2 separate regions of the Homo sapiens genome follow, and region 1 is linked to region 2. A link is a contact called in ENCODE Hi-C data. All regions are on one chromosome and are shown on one strand. The core of a region is the stretch at or near the end of the contact, and the rest is flanking DNA. Distances in the headings are between cores, read along the strand shown.

Evidence for each region. Hi-C counts contacts between places; a loop is a spot of excess contacts on that map. Pooled maps may share reads with other maps.
Region 1: a loop to region 2 is called in a pooled map of psoas muscle, with 4 times the contacts of the local background. The contact joins the promoter of MITF here to the enhancer-like site in region 2. A Hi-C loop is called at or near these places in 2 of 50 pooled maps.

The regions. Positions count from the first base shown.
Region 1 is chr3:69,734,882-69,741,317 of GRCh38, reverse strand. MITF (melanocyte inducing transcription factor) reads right to left here and starts at 1,854. Exons shown (of 10, transcript NM_001354604.2): 1 at 1,617-1,854. The coding sequence starts at 1,720. RefSeq lists a silencer at 1,619-1,918 and a promoter at 1,718-4,060.
Region 2 is chr3:67,643,688-67,650,355 of GRCh38, reverse strand. All of the region lies in intron 1 of SUCLG2 (succinate-CoA ligase GDP-forming subunit beta), which reads left to right. Among named protein-coding and RNA genes, the nearest start is that of SUCLG2, 7.6 kb to the left of the region's middle. RefSeq lists an enhancer at 2,557-2,851 and a silencer at 2,557-2,851. Within about 2 kb of position 2,760, at least 8 of the 41 ENCODE cell types and tissues checked have a DNase peak (open chromatin) inside an H3K27ac peak, as active enhancers do.

The DNA.
Region 1 (6,436 bases), core at 605-3,104, 2.1 Mb before region 2:
TGCTTATAGAAGCAAAAGCAGAGACTGCCCAGTAAAACACTGGTCCCTTCAGCCGAATGCAGATAAAGCCCTGATGAGCATAACCAACAATACCCTTCACACAATATTACTCAAAACCCCCAGCCCCCAACACACACAATCTATGCTCACACACAAAACAGCCATTATGAGGAAAAACCACCAACTAAAGGCTGGTTTTATACGTCCAACTGCTTAGGCGGTTTCCTTCCAATCTGCCGTGAAGCATCTACAAAGAGTCTTCAGCAATGGCAGTCAGTAGGACCGCTGTTCCCAGATTTTCTTCCCCAACTTGGATAAAGAGTCCTGCCACAGCCCTGAAGGAAATAAACCTGGCTGCACTTTCCACTAGAAAAAGAACCAGCCCAGTGCTCGCCAGAGGCCAAGATTACACCACTTGGCTCCCCGTTCAGTTGCCCTTCTCCACTCACCCTCATTTCAAGACCCTCTCCCACTCTGCCAGCCAGGCCCATTCACCCAGGCCCCATCCACAGCGAAGGGCAAGGCAGGAAGTTACAGCCGAGTGCAGAAGCCCTGCTGGATGCTTCCAATGATAGCCTTATCCTAGCTCACAGCTTAGAGGGGTGGAAATAAACCCTTCTCAGCTATTCCAGCCTCCATTGACCATGTCCCTTTTAGGAAACATTGTAAACGAGAAGTACGAGGCGTCCAGAGTGGCTGCCGGACAGAGAGAACGGAAGACACCCAATCCATTTCGACAGACAAGTGGGAATGGAGGCAGCAAAAAGGGTGGCTCAAGGGAAGTGGGCACTAGAGGGGATGGGGCATCAGAGCAGTGGATGTCTTCACTCCTCGTCTAAAAAGTTTCTGAAGTCCCCAGCGAATTAAACACGTGTCTCTGCCAAGCGGGGTACACTCCCAGTAACCCCCAAGACCAAGGCTCATTTCCCCTCTGCAGGTAAGGCCTGGATTTGAATGGGACTCTATTTCCAGAGAGTTTAACTTGAACAAGGGGACACGCCCACCGCTGCCCTGGCCCCTCCCGCGCCCGCTAGCAGCGGTCTGGAGGTGAGAGGCGGAGCCCAGAGAAACCTCACCTGCAGGAGCCCAGAGGCTAGTTTCCCCACAGAGACCGGACTCCCAAGAGGTGACTCCAAGCGAACTAATTGCTTCCCTCCAATGTCGCATCTCAGTCCACCCAAAGCTCTCCCTCTCCGAGCCCTCAACCCGCTGGGATCTTCAGAAAGGGGGTTCACTAGAACTCTTTCTCCCCCATCCCACCGGGACAGCGTCCCGGCCCGGCGCTCCTCCTCCCCCACATCGCGCCAGGTCGCTCCCCAGCCCCCAATCAGTCTCAGCAGCTGGCATCCTCGGCCGAGGGTCCCCGCGCCTGGACGCTTCGTCCCCGGCGACCCGCCGCGCCCCCGCGAAGTGCGCTCCATCCGAGCTTCCTAAAGGCGCACTTGGGCCGGGCAGGCGCGGCCCCCAACTGCGAGGGGCAGTTCGCCCTCTGCTCCGGGGCAAGGGCACTGGGTCCTTGTCCCAGAGCTCCCGCGACCCGCTCTCCTCGCCCCAGAGTGGCAGACGCAGTGCCCCCCAGCCGCCCGGTGCGCCTCTGCCCAGCTGTCACCACTCACCTGCTCTTCAGCGGTTGACTTTTGAGTTCGTAATAGGTTTTGGGCTCTTCATGAAACTCCTCCCCGACTTCGAAATCCGGCACGATCCCCGATTCGGACTGCATGGCTCCCGCTTCCCGTCCTTCCACTGCTGGAAAGTGAGAACAGAGCCCGGGGGCGGAGGGAAGGTAGCTGGGCCTGGGTCCCCCGAGCCGTGCGCCCCGGCGCAGTGCCGAGCTCTGCCCGCTCGCCGGCTCGCGGCCGCCCGCCCCAGCGCGGGGAGTTTACACTCGCACCCGGGCGGGAGGGGCTGGCGGCCGAGCGCCGCCTGGGATCTGTAGTTCGGCCCGGGCGGGGCATTCCCAGCTCGCCTGGGGAGCCGCTCCCACGAAAACTACAGCTCCCAGAAGGCCAGGCGGGGGAGAGGCAACGTGGTGGACACCGCTAGTGCAACTCCTGTTTGGATTCATTGTCAATGTCAGCAGCTCCTCTCCCTCCTCTCTCCCCACTTGCTTCAAGGGTACAGACTTGGCTACTTAATATGAATAAGAATGGACACTGACTGCTCTTCTACCATCGCCCCGACCTCTCAGCTCAGACATCTGCGAGGGCACGCCAAGTGCTTATTTTAAAAATAAAATAGTCAAGGGTTTTGGCACAAGAAAGTTTTAGCATTCGAGCCTGTCTTAAAATAAAAGGACTTCCTATCAGCTCGCATGCTTCCCTGGGCTGCTGCGACATATCAGCTTGTCCTCGGATTGGAACAACGAGGAAGAACTTTCCTTCGCTCTGTAATGAAAACGTTATTGGAGAAATTGTTCTTGTGCGTTCCTTTTCTAGAACTAAGTCTGGACTTTTACAATAGTATTCATCAGTTGAATGGCTCTTTCCCCTTTATCCAAGTAGCCACTTCTAATCTACAGCAGCAATTGAAAGATTCGGTTAATTTTAAAAGGCACAAAGTTACAAAATAGCGTCGTTGCTCTCTGCTTTTAATTTCTCAGTTGACTGGGAGTTCAAATGAGATTTGTCCTAGCATTTCAGGAGTGAAGATGTACAAGTGAACTGTACAAGTGTCCACCCCTTCCCGAGCTTCCCGGAACTCACTTAGGGAAGAGAATTTTAAAACTCTCCGTTGTGGCTCATTTGTACTTCTAGTTCTTCCCTCTGATTAGCTCCAGTAGGACGTGTTCCTTCTTTTCAAAAGTGTTTTGAGGCATCAGGGAGGCAGTATAGAGTTACAGTGGCATTTAAAGGTATAAGACTCAGAGTTGAAATCCCCAGTCCTTCTAAGAAGAGCTGTGCAATCCTGAGCATGTCACTTGGTTCCTAGAAGCCTCCATTTCTTCATCCATAAAAGAAGAGATTGGCAAACCAGTTTTAGAAGATGTTGCAAGGTCAAATGTAAGAGAAAGTGATTTGCAATCTATAAAAACTCTGCTCAGTGGTCATTCTTTATTAGGTCTTGAAGTTATTCCTTTCAGATTAACATCTCATTTTGGTGTTTGGCCTTTCAGAATTAATAAACTAAATGACTGTCCTAGGAGAAAATTCTAAAGAGGCTACAGTGACAACTGGGCACCTCCCAGGAGTTACCCCTTTGCATATCTTGCCTCCCACTGAAACATTTTAATTTCACATCAGAAAAGACATCCAGTAGGATGGATCGATGTTAGGGCTGGAGTTCTCAAGGTGATTTGGAAAAAGTGCAGAAGGCACACTATGTTGCAGTAGCAATTACCAAATTTTCAGAATAAAAATTAGTCCCCAACATACGACTTTTAGGCCCTCCCCTGAAACTATTAAACTATGTCAGAATACCTGAGAACACCCCTAAGGAAAGTGGGAGTTTTGTGCTCATAAAAGTGGGATCCTAGATTCCTTAATAGATGGACTGCTGGAAATTAGCTGTCAAAAGCAAACAAAGAAAACGTGTTTCCTTCATGTTCTCTGGGAGAGAAAGAAGAAAGATCAAACATGAAGGAAACATGCAGTCTAGACTTCTAATCTCATCTGGGCTCTCAATTATCAGTGCTTGGAATATGGGAGGAGGGGTTGTCATAATAACTTATGGATGTTACAGACGTTTAAGGGGTATGGGCCAGAGACACTACACATATTGCACAATAACAAATTTTCTTGTCCAAATTTCAGTGGTATGTATCCCCATTGAGAAACATGGGAAGCTGCCTAATCTTTGGGCTCACCAGAAGTTTTTTAATCTGAGGGAAGCTACGGATCCTCTTCTCAGAAAATACAGATAGAAACAAAACTGTGCATAATTTTGGTCAGCTGACCCACTGAAGGCTATCACAGACTTTATGTTACAACTGCAGTTTATAACTTCTTTAGATCTGCAGTGAAACAGTCTACCCATCACTTATTACATCAAATAGTGACCTTCCAGACCTAAGGGACTAACCTCAAAGGAAAGAAAACTCAGGAAAACCAAGACCTCCGAATTCATCTTCAACTAAGTACACCCGCAAGAGAGGTCTCCAGGGTGCAGACCTCTGAGCTGAGGTTGTCCTGAGGTTCACACAGATAGCTGTTATTTTTTTCTCCTATACCTTTTCTTCTGGTCTCATCCTACTCCTTGTTCAGGAAAACTTATTTTCCATTACATATGGCTGGGTTATCCATTACAGTGCAGTCTGCTACCCAGTGCATTCTGATTCCTTTAAGACTGGACAGGGGACCTTGAGATGACTAGAAGTCCTCCTTAGGACTTCTCTGCTAGGGCAATGGGAGAAGACTGTTTGCTTTGCTAGAAAGAAGAAAATCTGGAGCTACTTACCCATGGGCAATTAGGGAAGCTAATTTGAAATGGAAGAGAATGAGATAAGATCAACAAAAAGAAGAAGAGACAAGCAAAGATAAAGAATAGAAAAGTACGACAACATTGTTTCACTTCCTTGTTCCAACCATACCTGAAGTCAGATATCCTTGGACTTTTTAGATATATGAACAAAAAAAAATTCCTTTTTGCTAGAACTATTTTTTTGTCACTTGCAACCACAAGAGCTTCGCATAATCACCATAAAAATATTTCACTCCTTTAAATGGATGATTTTCTGTGGATTGCTATACCATTAATCCACATAACCAAAAGCTGGCCACCTGATAGATGTACCCTGTAATCCCTCTTCATTAATGAGTTAAGCCCTAGGGTTAGGTACCACTTTGAAAAATAGATGATAACAGGCAATAGATCCATACATTTAAACTAAAGACTGAGCCTATTAAATGTACAAAAGCAATGACTACAGATTATAATTGTTGTTATTAATATTACATGTATTTATGTAATACATTACTTTTTACATACACTTGTCACATACATCTCTTATTTGAGCTCACAAAAATCCTTCAGAGATGGATAGGCAAGGGTTCCCCATTTACTCTATACTAAATATGTGCAAGGTATGGGCATGGCAATGTGTTAGGTACCTGGAATACAAAAATATATTTGACTTCCTCCCTCCCCTCATGAAGCTTCCAGTCCATGAGTTGAGTCAAGGCTTGTAACACAATGAGAAACCACACATAAAGCAGCAATGCTAAGCAGCAGATACCCAGTGTATGATTTGTACTCTCATATCCTCTTAGCTCAACAGCTATTTTTGGTGCATCCACTCTGTGCCAGGCACATTGTGCCCTAGGTATGGGGAAATAGCAATGATGACACATATGTGGTCCCTGCACACAGGACATGGTCCTTGACCTTTTAGGAGTAGAAATGGGCAGGATTTAATGGATAACAAGAGCGATAGATAAATACTACAATTGTCTAAGAAAAGAGCAACCACTGGGGGTCGGGATATTAAGACTCCTGGAAGCGATGTGACTAAGCTCCATCTTTTAAAAAAAAAATCTAGGGTATATGAAAACTAAATGTAATCAAGCCCCTAGGTCTAACCACCAGTTCACAGGAAAAAAAATGCAAGAGAAGACCACGTCAATAACATCACAAAAATAGAATCAGACAACCCAGAGATTTAAAAATTCTGTAAGACATTGAGAAATTCTTCAAAAAATAAATAGCATGAAATAAAGGGGAAGGAAGAACTTGTAAAGGCTTTAGAAGATTTAAGAGACATATTAGGCATGTGAATTATATATCAATAAAAAATGAATTAGAGGCTGGGCTTGGGGGTTCATTCCTATAATCCCAGCACTTTGGGAGGCCAAGGTGGGAGAATTGCTTGATCCCAGGAGTTTGAGACAAGCCTGGGCAATACAGAGGGACCTCATATCTACTAAAAATTATAAATAAATAAATAAACAGGAAAAAAGAGACATATCACTGAAATACCTTATGTGGACTTTATTTGGACCCTGATTAAAACAAACCAATTGTAAAAATTCATTCTGGGGAAAACTGGGAGAGTTTGAACGTGGGCTGGAATTGAATGACATTTTAAAAGTATTGTTAATTTGTATTAGGTATGATAAGTATATTATGCTTATCTCATTTTTATACTCTTTCTGTTAGAAATACATATAAAGTATGTATGGGTGAGATGATATGATGTCTTGGAGCTGTCATAAAATATCCCATCTCCTCTCCTTCTATCTCCAGAAAGGCATGGGAAAAGAAATATGAAACGTAAATGGTAAAATGTTGAAGCCAGGTGACAGGTTATGGGAATTCACTATACTATTCTATCTACTTTAGTGTAAGCTTGAAAATTTTCATGATCAAACATTTTTTAAAAAATAAAGTAAGAAAGAAAAGAGAGAGGAAACTATCATAACAATTTCTTAAATGGGTTATGATTTCTGATGAAATTAGATTAAAAACCATGTCATTCAAAAAGAGAAAATGGACATGATGAAGA
Region 2 (6,668 bases), core at 1,511-4,010:
TGTATACTCAGAAAGAATGGCTCCAGCCTAATTTTCTGCCTTTACGGAAGTGGGAGGAGAAAGATGAATGCATGACTTTTGTAAGTGAAGGACTAAAGGTTATGGGCAAGTTCTTATCAGCTAAATGAGGCTGTGGCGGCTGCATTGGAAGTTGTGACTTACCTGTATCTCCCTCTTGCCTAGGAGAATAAATATTTGACTTTTTTCTTTTTTTAAAATGAAGTACAGCTGCAATTTCTGCTTTTAGAAAAGGGAATCCATCTCAAATAATTTAGATGCTAAACTATTGACCTTCCTTGTGGGGAAGACCGTTAAGTGATAGCTTTGTCCTAAATTGGTTTTGTTTGCTGTAAATAAGGCATTTCTTTTATGGGTGAGTGATTGAGTGCACAGACCCACAGTAGTGAGAACATTCCTGCCCTCGTACCCTGGTCTAGTTCTGCAGGCGCAAAGCCCAGAAAGTCACTGAAATATGGCATATTTGGGGGAGGAAAAGAAATTACATAAGTAACCTCAGATCATTTGTCCTTCAGCTGTCTTTACCACTCAATCTGCAATTGTCACTTGATGCATCACTTTCTGTTACTTGATGGAAAAGTTTTACTGAAGAACTTGAGAGATTTGGAAATATTTGAACAAATGATAATATCAGTACACTAATGAAATTTGGAGATTAATCTTGAGAGTTTGTGAGGAAGGTGGAGGTGATGAAGAAGGCAGTCCAGGTGAATTCATGCAGAGGCAGAGGTGAGAGAACAGGGGGAGAGTAGTTGTAGTGAGCAGTTTAGTATGGAGAAGGGAGAGGTGGATAGCAGAAGTTGAGGGACAATGGCACTTTTGGGTATACAAAGAAGTCTAAATGGGGCTTCAGAAAGCCCAGAATTCAGCAGGGAATAAAATTAACCCCCACAACTGAAAAATCAAACAAATATCATTTATGTAGCAAATATTTTCTGAATGCTTATTACAGCTCATTCTTTATAGAATGTTGGGCAGATAAATATGACTGAGTGAATGCAGACAGGAATAAGAAACACAGCTCCTACCTTCAGAGGGCACAGAGGTACAACTGGCCTATAAACCTGTAGTTATACTAAAACATAGTGGGTACTGCAATTGAGCTGTGTTCTTAGCCTTCTAAGATACTGTTGGCCTCTGTCAACCACTTACCCTGTGTCTGCAGAACTATTCCCTCTGATCATTCATTGCCTGATCTCTGTCTTCATCAGCTTTCTGATTCAACGTTGATTCTTCAGATAGGCTTTTTCCTAATTACCTTACCCAGCCCTGCCTTTCCAGGGATTATTCTCTGTACCCTTATCTGCTTTGTTCTTTATAACACTTGACTGTACCTGGTAGTGTTATTTGTTCATTGGCCGTCTTCCCCGCTCTCCTACAAGTTTAAGAATGTAAGCTCCACAAAGGCAAAGTGATACAGCTTAATGTAACAGCGTGAGTGATTCCCCAGCTGGCCGGAGTTGGTATTCAGTAAGCATTTGTGGTCTCAGTCAATGAGTAGGGTGCACAGAGAAGGGAGAGGGAGGTAAGGAACAGGAGAAGTTGAGGGATGATGTGGCTCATTTCAGCAAATGAGGAAGAAGGAAGGGGCTATAGAAATCCTAGTTGTGAAAGGGTCCTCATAATCATAGAACTGTTCCTTGGGCATGTAGTATATAACAAGGCTGCGTGAAGTAATCTCCACACATTATTTCTTTAACCCTTACAACATCACTGCAGGGGAGATTTCACAGTCTCCATGTTTTATAGAAGCAGTCAGAGGCATAGAGAGGCCCTATAGTCATTTGCTTAAAATCACAGTGCCAGGGAGTCACCCGCCTCATGCTGATAAAGGACTTATGCTGTTAAATTATTAAGCTCTGTCACTGAAAGATCCTAGTTGGGCTGAACTAGGCAGTTAAACTGATTGCTTACCTTTCCCCATCTTTTTGCCCTTGAGTGACACTCGCCTTTGGTCATTTGGACTTGTGCTGATGAAGGTGTGCTGATCAACTTGGCATGGTTGCCCTTTCTGGACTCTTATCCACCTTCCTCTCTCTCTGGCTTCAGGGTCTTGTCAACAGAGTAGTAGGGAGATTAAAGACACGAAGTCTGGGTTCAAATTCAACGGAGTTCAAATTCTTATGGGATCTCCCATGTTCTTTCTCTGCAACCTGGAGCAAATTATTGAACCTGACTGAGCCTCAATTTACTGTTACTTGAAAAGGGGATCATTTGCACAGATAGTTACAAAGATTAAATAAGATGATATTTAAGACATTTGGCATATGACCCGATGGTGGGCCCAGGATGATTATTTCTCTTGCACTGAATTTGAAGCTAAATTCGCTGGTCTTTTTAAAAGGCTTTATTGAGCTAGAATAATTTTGCTTTCCCAGATTCAGTAAGCATTTATCATGTGCTGCCATCTCAGGATTAGTCACTGGCTTGGTGCTTCCATACATTTTATTTCACTTCATCCTTGCAGTAGCCATGTGAAATAGGAGTTATTGTTCCCAGCTTACTTCTGGGGAATCTGAGGCTCAGAGGGGTGAAGATCTGCCTCCCGGGCTCTGATTATCTTCAGGATTCCACAGTTGGGATGAATGTCTGGTGAGGCCTGAGGTGGCAGTGGGGAGGAGCTCATGGGGAGCTTAATTGTACCATCCTGGTTATTACTCATTTCACAAACATTTACATGTCTCAGTGTTGACTTAGTAGTGACGACTGCTGGACCTCGTGCATCAAAGATTTGAGGTGAGGGAACACTTAAAGAATTGGCAGTAGCCACAGCATGAACCAACGGCCAACTGGACATGACTTTCACTGTGTGCTTAGCACAAACTACTGCCCTCAGCGTTTCAAGAATGCTGGAGAAATTGTGAAATGTCATTGCCTTTGCAGAGTGGGCTTTGGGGGATGGTGTTGGAGGATGGAGTTTCCTGGTATTCTGGGTTCAGACTTTGACCAGTGTACTGAGTATGGTCAGCTTTTACCCTTTCTAGAAATGATTCCAAAAGAATAGGACTTAGGCAGTAGCCATAAATGCATAGATTTCTAACATTTACCTTTGAATTTTATTTTTATTTTAAAATTCGAGGGATTTGACATAATATATGAATTGTTAATGGAGACATGGCAAAGCACAAGGCATGGTTTGTGTAAGTTTGGGTCCTGTGGGTTGGAGTGGGGGGACTAGCATCTTTTTTCTGCTCCCATCCATTTCTCCCTGTGCTTGCTGTATTTCCATTTGTGGGCTGTCTTAGTCCCAGAGTTGTGACTTGAGAGCCCTAAGGAGGTTCAGGAGGGCTGCCTTGTAGAGTTTACGGTGAGAAATGAGGCCAGAGACAAGAGCAAGGACAAGATCGCTGATCCTGGTAGGCCTGGTAATGAAGCTAAGCTTGTTCTTGAGGAGGGCAATAGGGAGCCATTGAAGGGTTTTAGACAGTGAAGTGGCAAGGGCAGTTTAATGCGTAGAGTACTCTTTCTGGATATAGTGTGGAGAGGGTTGGAGAAATGCAAGAATGGAGATCATTTGGGCGACTTTGGCATCGATTCAATGCTGTGAGTCATTATGCCAGGATACTAGACGTACACCGTGAGTGGAATCAGACTGCCCGGGTTTAACTCTTGCCTTCAGCACTCCATAGCTTTGTGATCTTGTGACAATTACTTATATTTCTTTGTAAGATACCTTTTTTTTTTCTTTTTCACATTTCAGTGTCTCTGAAAGCTGAATTTATTTATTTTTATTTATATTTTTTCAGACAGAGTCTCACTCTCTTGCCCAGGCTTGAGTGCAGTGGTGAGATCTTGGCTCACTGCACCCTCCATCTTCCAGGTTCAAGTGATTCTCCTGACTCAGCCTCCCAAGTAGCTGGAATTACAGGTGTACACCACCACACCTAGCTAATTTTTGTATTTTTAGTAGAGATGGAGTTTCACCATGTTGGCCAGGCTTGTCTTCAACTCCTGACCTCAGGTGGTCCACCCACCTGGCCTCACAAAGTGCTGGGATTAAGGCGTGAGCCACCGTGCCCGGCCAAACTTTATTGTTTCGATATTGTCTGGTTTTAAGTAAGGGATCCACCCCCATCTTATTGTCTGTGGCTGAAGTCGGGAGGCCTGTGGAGAGGAACAGCACCATGCTTTCCTCCCTGCCTGAAGCAGGGCTCAGGGCTCTGGGTACAGTGTCTGGGGAGTGGCCTGATCCATTTAGGGCACCATATTCTCCCCTCCCCTCCCCTCTCCTCCCCTCCCCTCCCCTGCCCTCCCCTCCATTCCCCTCCCTTCCCCGTGCCCACAGCATTGATTGGCTTGCCCACAGCATTGAATAGAAGTAGGGATCAGCATTATAGCTTTACCAGAAAATATTAAGGTTTTCTCCTTATCAATGGAGATCTCTTCACATTTTTATAAGGAACTATTTTTTATCCTTTGCTTTTTGTCCCCAGCTTCTGCTTGTACTCTCTTACCTGTTGTTGAGATGCTATGCTATACCATCTGGACTTGAAGGACTTATTTGAGTTAGTAAGTCCTTTCCTACCTTTGAAAGAAAGGGGGAAAACCAGTTCTCATAGGCATTCTCATTCCAGCCTGAGGGCTTACGTGGGCCTTTAATAAGTAATAGAAAGTGGAGAGTTATGAATTATTTTTGATTAAGGGAATAAACTATTAATGATGAGTGTTTCTTTGTTAAGATTCAGGGCTCTTTTAAAGTGATGTATCATTAAAATTGAAAGCCAACAATACAGGGAAAAAAGGAATTTTTCAGCTTTTAACTTTTTTATAATTACCATGGAAAAAAATATACGTGCTATTTGGCACATTAGAAAAACTAAGTAAATTTTGAGATGGTGAAGTTGTAAACAGATTATCCTCATGAATTTTAAAATGATGCAGAAGGACTGAATGGCTGAGTGTTGAATAGGATGGTTGGAAATGGAGGCAGAAGGCTTGTGACTTGTCCTAAGCGAGGGTGGGCCTGAGGACGCTTTTAGGATTGGAGTCCCACGTCCAAAACTCACAGCATAGCATGTTGTGAGTGTCTAATGGATCCTTTCTTTTTTGTTTGATATGAGTATATGATGAGGCTTTTATGACCAGTATAAAATAGCTTTTATGACTATATTTTGTATAAAATATAATTTTAATATGTGGGGAGACTTACAGAGTTAAACTTTATAGGAAGATGAGAGAAAAATACTAAATTTTCTTTATGTTAAAGGGCCCCAAGTGAGAATATTTAGTAGTGGTATTTCATTTTGCTTAATATTGGCAGTATATCAGTAATGTTACGCTTATGGTAAGCCAAGAGTCATAGTGTTCCTTTCTTGAAGATGTGTTGTCATGTGCTACAGGATGAATCTATTTCCTCCTGCATACTTCAGAGTCCTTCTTTTCAGGTCAGTGGAATATTTTTCCTGGAATTTTGATGTTAAGCAACATTGTCATAATTTAGGTAAAATTAATTATTGACACAAAGCAGTGTTTTCTGATTGACTTTTAGGGTGTTGAGGGAGGTGGCAAAAGAATTGCTTTTTTGATTAAAAATTTGGATCATTAAGTTCCTTTTTTGTCTCTGAAACCTTGTTTTTGATTTCCAAAGCTTCTAAAGATACTAAAAAATATGAATGTGTATATTCTTTAATTTAAAATTTTTATTATATATTTATTATTGTAGTAAAATATACATGACATAAAATTGACCATTTTAACCATTTTTGCCATTTTTATCATTTTGCCATTTTAACCATACTCGGACATTGTTATATATTCATATTGTTATGCAGCCATCACCATCATCCATTTCCTGAACTTATTCATCCTCCCCTACTAAAACTCTGTACCTATTCAATGCTAACTCCCCCATCTCCCCTTCCCCTAGTCCCTGCCAACCACTGTTCTACTTTTGATCTCTGTGAATTTGCCTACTCTAGGAACCTTATCTAAAAAGATTCATACTATAGCTATTCTTTTATGACTGGCTTATTTCATTTAGCATAATGTCTTCAAAGTTCATCTGTGTTGCAGCATGTGCAAAAATTTCCTTCCTTATTAGGCTGAATAATATTCCATGATATGTGTATATATCTTTTTTTTAATCCATTAATTTGTCGGTGGACACTTGGGTTGCTTTCCCTTTTTGGCTATGTGAATAATGCTGCTATGAACATGAGTGTTCCGTGGAGGTATACCTTATGTTAACATTCACCTGAGTAGAAATGTTGTATCATATGTAGCTTGGGCTACATTTTCAGTTTCCCATGTCCAACTAAAATGTCTATTAAGAAATATCTTTCCTGATAATGTTTCTGTTGTATATTCATATTCATTGATTCTTTCAGTGGGTCAAATGCAGCACAGGTCCACTATTAGGCCCACTATTAGGCGGTGGCTCACGCCTGTAATCCCAGCACTTTGTGAGGCCCAGGTGGGTGGATCACCTGAGGTCAGGAGTTGAAGACAAGCCTGGCCAACATGGTGAAACTCCATCTCTACTAAAAATACAAAAATTAGCCAGGTATGATGGTGTACACCTGTAATTCCAGCTACTTGGGAGGCTGAGTCAGGAGAATCAGTTGAACCTGGGAGGCGGAGGTTGCAGATGGTGGGTTTGTAGGAAGCTTGGGGATATGAGACAGTTGCTGCCTTTAAGGAACCTACAGTCT